2 separate regions of the Homo sapiens genome follow, and region 1 is linked to region 2. The links are chromatin contacts, found by Hi-C or POLR2A ChIA-PET in ENCODE. All regions are on one chromosome and are shown on one strand. The core of a region is the stretch at or near the end of the contact, and the rest is flanking DNA. Distances in the headings are between cores, read along the strand shown. Region 1 has its middle 40 kb from the start of TTC34. Region 2 overlaps TTC34 (tetratricopeptide repeat domain 34).

Region 1 (5,642 bases), core at 254-2,753, 200 kb after region 2:
CAGACGGATACCCAAGTGACTTAGCACCATTTTTTGAAAAGACCATCCTGCCCCCAGCTTCGTTCTACACCAGGTCGCCATTTATTGTGGGTCTGTTTGTGCACTGATACTACACTGGCTTAATTATTGTAGCTTCATCTTAGACCCTGGCCTCTAGTGGGGTAGGTCCTCCTGTGTTGCTCTTCTCCTGTAGACTGTCTGGTTCTCCTGGTCTTTTCTTTCCTTCTTTTTTATTTAATTAAAATGGAGTCTCGCTCTGTTGCCCAGGCTGGCATGCAGTGGTGCAATCTCGGCTCACTGCAACCTCCGCTGCCTGGGTTCAAGTGATTCTCCTGCCTCAGCCTCCCTAGTAGCTGGGATTACAGGTGTCCGCCACCACACCTGGCTAATTTTTGCATTTTTAGTAGAGACAGGGTTTCACCATATTGGCCAGGCTGGTTTCAAACTCCTGACCTCAAGTGATCCACCCACCTTGGCCTTCCAAAGTGCTGGGATTACAGGCATGAGCCACCGTGCCCAGCCCAGTCCCAACCTTTTCATTTCCTGTACACTTTAAAAGTGTGGCTTCCTTTCACCAATAAAAACCTGCTGGCGTTTTAAAACTAGCGTTGCATGGAATCACTGTGTTAATGTGGAGATGATTGACATCTGTCCACCTTTGATTCATGAACGAGCTGGTTCCTCCACTTGGGGCCTCCATTACTTTTGTAAAATGATGTTTTGTAGTTTTCTGTGAGAGAAGTTTTGCACATTTTAGATGCATTCTCAGGTATTTGATTCTTTGTGTCATTGTAAATGATACTGTTACTGGCTGAAGGTCTTGCTACAGGTCGTTCGGGTTCTTGGCTTTTTGCACAAAGAGTTGGACAAAATGCACGAACAAAGTGACAAGAGAATCAAGCAAGGAAAGCACAGACTTATGGAAACAAAAGTACATTCCCCAGAGTGAGAGTGGGCTCGAGCCAATAGCTCAAGAGCACTGCTTAAGAATGTTCTGGGGTTTCAACAGCCTCTAGAGGTTTCTCATTGGTTACTTGGTTACAATCTATGTAAATGGAGTGGCCCACGACCAGTCTGAGTGATTGGGACCAATCAGAGGCTGAAATGAAGTTACAAAGTTACACCGCTGTGCAAATGAAGAGTAAGGCCGTGACCAGTCTGATTGGTTGCTGGAGGTGACCAATCAGAGGTACTTTCCGTTTTTCATCTGCAACGCAGTGGAGGTGGTGGGGACATTGCTAAGGGAGTCGCCTCTGATCATTTTGTTACTTTGGTGGGAAGAGGTGAGGTTTTCCTTTTGATTCAGTTCTAGGAAGTCAGGGCGAATCAGCCTTAGACTCCAGACCCTATTCTCCTGCCTCAGTATCATTTTACTTCTTGGTTATTTTCTTTTCTAAACACAATTAGCACAATCCGCGGCAACAGTAAAGGTTCTGACTCCAGTTTTGCGGTTTTCCTGCAGAAGGTCTTGAAGCCTCACCCTCCCCTCCCTCTTCTGTCCCACCTTCCTGTGAGCCGATGAGAAGGCCTGGGTCCCCCTCTGGCGGTGCTGGCAGGAAGTTCAAAGCCTGGGGCCCCTGGCCTGCCTGTGGGAACCTTCACCCCAGCCCATCCCCGACCTCTGGGACCTCTGGGACCTCTGGGAAGGCTGAGTCCACCTCCTCTCCCAGCCGCCTCAAGCCACTTTCAGACAAACTTGGGCATCAGCCCCGCTCTCCCCAGAAAGCCTCATTGCGTGACTAGTAAGCCTTGCATACCCTCTTGGGGTGTGTGAATGTGTGAGAGTGTGTGTGAGTGTGTGTGTGAGAGTGTGTGAGTGTGTGAGTGTGTGAGTGTGAGTGTGTGTGAGTGTATCACTGTGAGTGTGTGTGAGCTAGTGTGTGTGTGACTGAGTGTGTGTGTGAGTGTGAGTGTGTGTGCGTGTGTGCAAGGCATCATCAGTATTGACATCCAAACCAAATTTTAGGAACGTGGGGGAGTGATGTCTATCTTGTTTCTTGCAGTGGGGTGACCACAACACCAGCCTAGACAAATGTCATTGATTTTTATATATTGACCGTGTATCCGGTGACCACACTGAGTTTACTTCATCAGTCTGATGGTTTATCTGTAGCGTCCTTAAGATATTTTACATATAAAATCATGTTGTCCACCTATAATAAAAGTTTTATTTCTTCCTTTCCAATCAAATGCCTCTTATTTCCTTTTCTTGGTGTGATCACACTGGTGAGGACCTCAGCATGTGTGACTTAAACTACACAGGGGAGCTGCCATCTTTGTCTCATCTCTAATCTTGTGGGAAACCTTCCATGATTTCACCATTAGGTAGAATATATTCTCCAGGCTTTTTGCAGGTGCTTTTGATCGGAGTAAGGAAGCTCCCTTCTCTTGTTTTCGGATCGTTTGTTTTATTATCGTGAATTTTCCCTGCTTTCTTCTCATCCTTTTCTAATTGAGTTCTCCTGTGTTCCCTCCCACTCCTCTGCCTGCGTGAATCTGGGAGTGAGCATCCCTTTATATTTTGGGCCTAGGGGAACTCACTGGACTCACCCTAGTCCTGGCCCTGCCTTTGACGTTTGTCAAAGCCTGATTTCTGTCCCCAAATATGATAAATTTTGGTTACTATTCCTTAGGTACTTGAAAAGAGTGTGTCTCCTGCAGTTTTGGGGGAGAGTGCTGTGTATCCGTACAATGAACTGCGTGTTTATGTCTGCTTGAATTCAGATGCTGAAATCCTAACTCCTAAGATGACAAGGTTAGGAGGTGGAGACTTAGGAGTTGATGAGGTCATGACGGTGGAGCCCCCGAGAATGAAATAAATGCCTTATAAAAGGAACCCCAGAGAGCTGGCTTGACCTCTTTCTACCCCGTGAGGATACAAGGGAGGTCAGCCGTCTGCAACCCCGAAGAGGGCTCTCACCAGAACCCAACGATGCTAGCATCCTCATCTCAGAGTTTGTCTCCAGAAGGGTGAGAAACAGATTTCTGCTATGTATAAGCCATCCAATCTAGGGCCCTTTGTTACTGCAGCCCAAAGGGACTAAGACAATCCATACATCAGGTCATATTTAAAATCATGTTTTCAAACTGTCTGTTAATATATCCTCACTCACCTGCTGTCTGTTCTATCAGTTACAGGCTGAGGTAGGTGAAAATTTTTTCATTATGATGATAATTCTGTCCATTTCTCCCTTCTCAATTCCTTCCCTTTATGTTTTGAACTTATATTATTGAGTGCATATGAGTTTTAATTTATGTTTCCTGATGGATTGACCGTTTTAACCTGTATCGTTTAACCTGTATCATTTCTCCCTTCTCAATTCCTTCCCTTTATGTTTTGAACTTATATTATTGAGTGCATATGAATTTTAATGCTATGTTTCCTGACGGATTGACCGTTTTAACCTGTATCATTTAACCTGTATCATTTTAACCGGTATGCACTGTCTCAGTGATCTCAAGCACGGCTTCTTGCCTGGAGGTCCGCCCTGCCTGTCAGCATACCATCAGCTTCCTTTCGGTTATTGTTTACAAGGCGCTGATTTTCCCATCCTTTTATTTTGATTTTTGTATGTCTTTCTAATTAAAGTGTGTCACAAGCAGGATGTAAGTGGTTTTCAAAAATATAATCTGACAATCTTTATCTTTTAATTGGAATATTTAGTACTTTCACATTTAATATAATGACAAATATTTGGGGTTTAAATCTACCATCCGACTATCTGGTTTTCTATTGGGTTCGTCTGTTTTTTGATCCACTTTTTTCCTGTTTTCCCTTGTTTTATCTCTTGTCCTGTTAACTTGTTAAATATCCTATATGTTATTCTTCTTTTAGTCTTTTCCCTAAAAAAGATTAAAAACACATCCTTGATTTATTACACTCTACCATGATTGCATACTCCTGTCACTTCCAAGACAAGGCAAGTACTTTAGAATATTTTATTTTAATTAAGTAATTAATTTTTCCCTGGGTCAGAAATGGACAATTTATTACACATAGAAATAGCAGTAGCTAGACTATCAGAATTTCTGGGAAGTTTCCCTGAGCTCTGGTTCCCACAGGGTGATGGGAAGAAGGTTGGATGATAACTGCACGCCCAGTGGGTTGCATTACAGGAAAACTCTCAGGTTAGGGAATCCAAATCTTTTCAAATAGAAAGTAGGCATGCTTGCAATATATATATATATATTTTTGAGACGGAGTCTTGCTCTGTCGCCCCAAGTTGGAGTGCAGTGGCGCGATCTCGGCTCACTGCAAGCTCTGCCTCCCAGGTTCGTGCCATTCTCCTGCCTCAGCCTCCCGAGTAGCTGGGACTACAGGCACCTGCCACCACACCTGGCTAATCTTTTGCATTTTTAGTAGAGACGGGGTTTCACTGTGTTAGCCAGGATGGTCTCCATCTCCTGACCTCGTGATCTGCCCTCCTTGGCCTCCCAAAGTGCTGGGATTACAGGCGTGAGCCACCGCGCCTGGCCGCTTGCAATATTTTAACTCCATTTTCTGCTGCTACCTGTTGTGTGACTGCTGTGTATACACGAATTCTATGTATATTTAAAACCCTATAAGACATCATTATTGTTGTTTAGTTGAGAGTCATTGATATTTACCTACCCAGTTACTATTTCTGTGCACTTAATTTTCTCCTAAATTTCCTTTCTGTAGCCTGGGATCATTTTGTTCTGCAGGAGAATTCTCTTTAATATTTATGTGTGTGTATTTGTGTGTGCATGTGTGTTGCTGCTACCTCAGTTCTCTCAGTTTTTATTTGTCTGCAAAATTTTTTTTTCCTTCTCTTTTCTTTAAACCAGCTTTATTGAGATATAATTGACATGCCATAACATTCATGTTTTATGTGTACAAGTCAATGAATTTTAGTATATTTACAGAGTTGTATGACTGTCTCCACAATCTAATTTTAGGTTTCCACACCCTAAAAATAAATAAGCCTGCCTGTAATCCCAGCTACTCTGGAGGCTGAGGCAGGAGAATTTCTTGAAACCGGAAGGCAGAGGTTGCAGTGAGCTGAGATCATGCCACTGCACTCCAGCCTGGGCAACAAAAGCAAAACTGTCTCAAAAAAAAAAAAATCACTCTTCATTTCCTCCCCTAGCCCTAGCCAGCCATGGATCTGCTCTATGTCTCTCTATATTTGATTTTTTGGACATTTTATATCAATGGAATCCTGTCATATGTGTTCTTTTGTGTCTGGCTTCTATCGCTGGGGATAATGCTGTTGAGGGTCATCCATGTGCTAGCATGAATCTGTGCTTTTTAATGGCTTAATAATATTCCACTGTATGGGTAGACCTGACTTTATCACTCAACAGTTGGTGGTCCCTTGAATTGTATCCTCTTTTTGGCTTTTGTGTATGATGCTGCTATGAACATTTTTAATACAAAGTTTGGTGTAGATATGTGTTTTTCTTTCTCTTGGGTACATAACTAAGAGAGGAATGGCTGGGTCATATGTTGGGCTATATTTAACCTTTAAAGGAACTGTTGGCCTTTATTTTTGAAGTTATTCTCCCTTGCATTAGAATTCTAAGTTGGCAGTTGTTGTTTTTAGCATATTTTTCCCCAGCACTTTATGACATACCATTACCTTCTGGCTTCTGTCATTTCTGTTGTGAAGTCCCTTGTC
Region 2 (5,917 bases), core at 1,333-3,832:
TATCTGTGGGTTCAAGACCATGGAAGGAAGCGGCAGAGAAGGGGACAGAAATGGGACAAATGCAAGTGCCCAGGAGGAGAGAGAAGCCAGGAGGGGGGGTCGTGGCCCTGTCTCCCCAGGGTGAAGTCAGGCAGGGCTTGGGGGCACGTTTTGCACCGAGTCAGCTCACCCAGCATGTCTCTCGCCCATGGCCATGAGAGAAAGCCCCGGGCTGAGGCCTCAGTCTGTGACACTCACAGTGATGGGCAAAGGCTGGCTGCCTCTGCCCCACCCAGAAGTCCCCAAGCTCACTGGCAGCTGCAAGGCCTGGGGACATTTAACGCACGTATAAGAACAAGCTGTTCTCTCGCTCTGTGGAAGCACTGATACCTCCCAGCAGCTTCGGGAGACAGGTCTGGTGGGAGCCTGGGGACTGTGCTCATCAGGGCCCCTCGGTGGTCCCTCTGCTTGGAAGGGAGGGGCCTGTGGAGGAGGGAGGAAGTTTACCCCCAGCACACTGGATTCTCGATGAAGGGCCCCCATGAAAGCACCCTGAAAGGTCAGCTTGGGGTATGGGCTGGCTGGGCCCATTTGGGAGCTCTGTCTCTGGAGAGGGCTCAGGCTCTACTGGAGGCTGGCCCAAGGCTCAGGGTCCAAGCAAAACGCAGCTTCACACCCAGGGAGGGGCTTCTGGGGCTGGTACCATCTCCCCAAGGGCCCCAGGAGTCTGGCCTCAAACCTGTCCAACCTGTAGGATCCCAGGCCAGGGACGAGACCTGGGGCTGCTTCTTCAAGGTCTGAGCCCCAGGTGTGGGCCAAGAGGGCCCCAACTGCAGGGACCAGGTTGCTGGTGGTAGAAGGGACTGTGAAGCTTCTAGGATGGTCCCTTCATGCAAGTAGGAAGCTGTCCCCTGTCCTTCCCAAGGCAGAGGTGTGAGGCTGGCTGTCCAACACTGACTCATGCTGGGGCAGGGAAGCGGGGTGTGGGGAGGGCAGGGAAGGGGGGTGTGGGGAGGGCTGGGAAGGGAGGTATGGGGAGGGCTGGGAAGGGAGGTATGGGGAGGGCTGGGAAGGTGGTGTGGGGAGGGCTGGGAAGGGGGAGGGCTGGGAAGGGGTGTGTGGGGAGGGTGGGAAGGGGGGCTGTGGGGAGGGTTGGGAAGGGGGGTTGTGGGGAGGGTTGGGAAGGGGTGTGTGGGGAGGGCTGGGAAGGGGGTGTGGAGAGGGCAGGGCAGGTACCTCCCCGATTTAGGGAGCTGGGTACACCCCTGGGCCTGGACATCAGGTGCAGATGCTAGGGTGGCCCCGTGATTAGGGCTGGGAGAGGGTCAGGCCCAGTCACTGTAGCCAGCAGCCTGAGGATGCCTCCCTCCGGATTCTGGCCTTCAGTCTCTTCAGGCCACGGTGGTCGGGGTCCACCAGGAGGCCGCTCTCTACCGCCGTCCAGGCCTCTGCGTGACGCTGCTCCTCCAGGCAGCACTGCCCGCGGAGAAGGAACATGCGTGCAGTGGGGGCCCGGCCTGGCTGCCTGCACAGGCTGTTCTGGGCCAAGGAGGGCGCCAGCTTCAGGGCCTGGGCAAAGGCCCCTGCGGCCGCCGCCTCATCCCCCAGGCTCAGCAGCAGGCGACCCTGACGGCAGAAGTCCTCTGCCCGCCTTGGGAGGTCACCATCCCCCAGCGCCTCCTGGAGCACATGGTCCAGGTCCCTAAGGGCCCGGCCAAACTCCTGCAACTCGGCCAGGCAGGTGGCCCGCAGACGCAGGTGACAGGCACTGCTGCCACTGGCCAGGACAGACAGCGAACAGTAGCCCAGCGCCTGCCTGGGTTGCCCTGCGTCCAGGAGGGTGCCGGCTTCCTGGGCCGCCGCCTGCACAGAGGACACAGAGAGAGGCAGGGAGAGTGGGGTCAGCCCCAAAAGCCCGGCCGCCCCTGCCCTGCAGAGGTCCTCTGCACAGCCAGCTTCTGCTGGCTCCCTGGGGATGGCGGGGCCCTGGGCTGCACAGGAGCTGCCCGCTGCTTCTGGAGGGGCTGGCTGACCATGGGCAAGGGCAGGAAGGGGGACCCAGGGTAGAGGACCCCTCCCTGCAATTCCCACTGCCCTGGAACCTGCCAAAGTGCTGTTCCGACCCTTGGCCCAAGGCCTGGCATCCTTGCCCACTGCTCTTCTCCCTGGGCCTCGGATCAGGGACCTGGATTTACCTCCTCATGGTCCCCTCCTGGCAGCCCTACCGCCCCACCGGCTGGGCCCAGGTTCCCTTGACTGGGTGACCACACCGGCCTCCTCCCTCGGTCCCTCTGGGCCAAGTCACCTCTCCATCGGGCCCTCTGAGGGGGCTGCTGCCCAGCCCTTCCACTCTGCCCACCTTCTGAAGGCTGCTCCAGGCCTCTGAGCACGTGCACCCTAGCCCCTCTCCCTGGGGCTGCTGGACGGAGGGCACAGCCTGTGCTGTGGGCTGCTGCTGGCCAGGCCTGCCTGCCCCCCCCACTCCTCCCGGGCACTTTCCTGAGCCCACCCAGGCCCAATCGCCTCATCTCTGACCCAGTTTTTTCACAGAGTCAACCACGACCAGAAATCCGCTCGCCTCGCTGGGCTCCTCCTCCGCTCAAGAATCTGCAGGGGTTCCCCGCTGCCTGAGGAACACGCCAAGGTGCAGGCCCCGCCTTTCTCGCTGGCGCTGCCTCTCTTCCAGCAGCCCGGCGGTCCTCGACGCTACCTCCCCCGGGGGGCGCAGCGCACCCAGGACCCCGCCAGGCTTGGCCGCACGGGGCGAAGCCGAGGCCCACGCCCGGGGTCCGTGCAGGGAGCGAGGGGGTCCCACGGCCCCGGCTTTGCTGCTGGGCTCCCGCAGGGCACAGTGTGGCCTCTTCTGCCAGCTGTGAGCGGCGCTGAGCAGGGCAGGGGCTCGAAACCCCGTCCCTCGCCTGCGGTGCGGCCCGCGGGACCGCCCCTCTCCGGGCGGAGGCACCTGACCCCGACCCGTAGTTCACGGCCCGGGGTGGTAGTGAAGCCTCGGCCCGCGCAGGACCCGCACATTTGGGCCGGGTCCATGGCAGCAGGAGGGCGAGGCCCCGAGCAGCTGTCGGACCCCGGGAGCCCCCAGGCCGCCCCAGTGGGGAAGGGCGCTCAATCCGACCCCAGACTCCCCTGAGCCCGCGGCTCGGGCCGCGCAGGCGCAGTGCCACCCGGAGGGGGCCGCCTGCCGAGGGGCGGGGCGCAGGAAGCGGGGCGAAACCACTGTTGGCTCATTTCCGGGTGGGTCCCCGTCTCCAGGCAACCATTTCGCGTCCTGCAGATTCTTGCCTGTGCCGGGAGCCGCCTCCTGGCGCCGCAGCCCAGCCGTATTCTGCAGCCTCGGAGACCCGCGTCCAGCCCCGCCTCCGGGCTCGGTGACCCCCGTTCAGGAGACCCCATCTAGCCGCCTCCTCTGGGCTCCGGGACCATGGCCCCAGCCAGGCTTCCCGCCCCCTGCCAGGCCCTGCTCCCACCTCGAAGACCCCAGCACAGACCCCTCCTCCTGGCTTGGAAACGCCCAGTCCCTCTGGGAGCTCTGAGACCCCACCCCGCCCAGCCCGGCCGCCTCCTCTAGGTCCCGATAACCCAATCTCAGCGTTGCTCTTCAGCTCGGGGGGGGCAGCGGCGCCCCCTCTGCAGCACCGAACTGCCCCTTACACTGGTGTAGCCCCGACTCCGCCATGAGCTCCCTGTTCTTCCTAGTGTGGTTTCTGTTTTCCTAAGTGGCCCCGGAGTGCTAGAACCCGCTGGTGTCAGGAAGCATTAAGGAGGTGAAATCCTGCCCAGGCCCCACTGGGGTGTAGTTCTGCCTCTGGGACCCCAAAGCCTGCTGTGCTCTTGGCCTCCCAGCCTGCCTTGTCCCCACGTGCCTTCTCCCGGCCTGCCATGGGTTTGGGGTGGGCTTCCTGCCGGGCAAGGTGCCCCTGGCTGGCTCAGTCTGGCCCTGAGGGCAAGGTCCTCTTCCCTCTCTTGCACCCAAGTCACCTGTGGCTTATACTTCCCATACAAAGAGGCTGAGAGGTCGGTGGGGTTGTAGGGCTAAGGTGGCCAGAGACCGTCTTCCTGGGCCAGAAGTGGGTGCCTCCCACCCCACCCCAAACCTAACTGAAATCAACCCAACCGCAGAGAGTGAAGAAAGGCTGCCCCAGTGGTGGGCCCGGGGGTCTCATGCCTGTGTGCTGGGGAAGGTTGGGGTGGGAGATCTGTGGGGTTCTTTGGGCACCTGGGCAAGGCTCTGCCGCTCCGAGGCCTCCAGGAGATGCAGCAGGCAGCTGAGATCCGGGGCATCCACCTCGGCCAGGCTCTGCAGGTCCCTTGCAGCCCCTGGCACGTCTCCCTTCTTGAGCTGGAGCAGGCCCAGCCGGGCCCGGGCTGCCTCTGACGTTGGGGCACGGTGCAGGGCTTTTTCCAGGTGGGTGCCAGCTTCCTCGTAGCTGCCTGTCAGGGATTCAGGAGGGACAGTCAGTGTGTGGGGTTGGGCAGAGGTGCGAGAGAGCTGAGACTCGCTGGCCGCTCCTTCCCTGCCCTGTGCTGGCTTGCGGGGAGCTGATGATGGCTCAGCCCAGGAAGAAGGAGCTGGGAGCAGAGGTGCACCGTGATTCCAGGCAGGTCACAGGGACTCACCTCTGACCCCACTCCATGATGCTGAGCTACCACACCGTGGGCACTACAAGGGGCTGCTTTCTCTCCCGGGCAACTAGAGGCAAACTCTGGGCCTGCTGGCGCAGAGTGGCATGTGGGGAGCAGCCCTGGGGCCCCTGAAGCCCTTGGTGGGCAAATGCAGACTGCAGAGAGAGCTCCCCTTTGGAATTAGTGGTGAAGTGGTTTCCACATCACCAGGGGGATGTGGAAATCCGCGGGAAGGGCCTGCATGTCGGCCCATGGGGCTTCTGACAGTTCCTCCTGGAACAGGGCCTGCCATCCCGTGGGTGCCCGAGAAACAACGACTGGAGGTGCATGGATGAATGAGGGGGCTGAGGGTCCAAGACCTTTCAAAGACCAAGATCACCCCTCGGTTTCTCCTCCATTGCAAGCAAAGAGCCACCCGGGTAAAGCAGAGGAGAGCCTTTTGAACGCCAGGCCTCACACAGGGAGCAGGGCCAGAGGTCATGGGATTTGGGGTGGAAGGGACCTTGGAAGCTGTTGTGGTCCGGGTCTCTTTCTTCCATTTTTACAGAACAGGATACAGAGGTCAGAGGAGCGGGGACAGAAGCCCAGACCCCGTGTTTCCCACCTTGGGGCCGCCGCATACCCTGTGCCATGAGAATGTCTGCCAGGAGGAGGTGCCAGTGCGGTTGCCCTGAGTCGATTTTGATCAGCGCCTCCCCCACAGCAAGGAGGCCCTGGGTGTCCTTGTCCTCGAGAGGGGCCCCAGTGTCTGGCAGCTGGCTCAGAAGGGCCCGGCAGTGGGAGTAGAGGCCCTGTGTGATGAGGGCCTGGGCTTCCGGCTTCAGAGAGCGGAGCTCAGGGACCACAGTCCCGGGGCCGAGCTTCAGAGCAGAGACGATGTCGTCCACGGCTTCCTGCAAGGAGGGAGGGCGGGCGGGTGCAGAGTTGTCCTAAGTAGAGAAACTGGGCAGAGGGTCAGAGTAGGAGGACTGGCTCTGTCTTTCTCATTCCCTGATCTTCTCCCTGGGGTCCTAGAGGGTCTGAACACCCAGCTTCCTGCCCCTTCCTGCTTCTCTGTGGCTGCAGCCTCCTACCATCCCTCCTGATTCTGGTTAGCATTTGAGGGGACTCAGCTCACTGACCTTGACTCTGAAAGTTGTCAGGCTCAGAACCCCTTTTCTGAGGCCAAACGCTGCTAATTTCCATCTCCTGAGGCTGCCTGCGGTCTGTGAGCCCTCCCTGGGTCCCTCGCTCTCCCAGCTTGTAGCTGGCTCCCTCCACGCCTGTCCCTCCCCACAGGGGCATCTGTCACCTCACAGTG

What was found. Hi-C counts contacts between places; a loop is a spot of excess contacts on that map. ChIA-PET counts read pairs that join two places held with the same protein, here RNA polymerase II (POLR2A). Pooled maps may share reads with other maps.
Region 1: a map of CD8-positive, alpha-beta T cell shows a loop between it and region 2 (6-fold over the local background). The contact joins two enhancer-like sites. A Hi-C loop is called at or near these places in 4 of 168 maps with a recorded cell type or tissue (CD4-positive, alpha-beta memory T cell, CD8-positive, alpha-beta T cell and naive thymus-derived CD4-positive, alpha-beta T cell) and 6 of 50 pooled maps. POLR2A ChIA-PET finds 5 or more read pairs at or near these places in 1 of 52 experiments (activated CD4-positive, alpha-beta T cell).

The regions. Positions count from the first base shown.
Region 1 is chr1:2,839,053-2,844,694 of GRCh38, forward strand. No RefSeq gene overlaps it. Among named protein-coding and RNA genes, the nearest start is that of TTC34, 40 kb to the left of the region's middle. Within about 2 kb of position 1,504, at least 3 of the 41 ENCODE cell types and tissues checked have a DNase peak (open chromatin) inside an H3K27ac peak, as active enhancers do; they include CD8-positive, alpha-beta T cell, where a contact is called at or near this core.
Region 2 is chr1:2,640,054-2,645,970 of GRCh38, forward strand. TTC34 (tetratricopeptide repeat domain 34) reads right to left here. Exons shown (of 9, transcript NM_001242672.3): 7 at 5,240-5,510; 8 at 4,211-4,425; 9 at 1-1,842. The coding sequence ends at 1,315. Among named protein-coding and RNA genes, the nearest start is that of MMEL1, 10 kb to the left of the region's middle. Within about 2 kb of position 2,583, at least 32 of the 41 ENCODE cell types and tissues checked have a DNase peak (open chromatin) inside an H3K27ac peak, as active enhancers do; they include CD8-positive, alpha-beta T cell, where a contact is called at or near this core.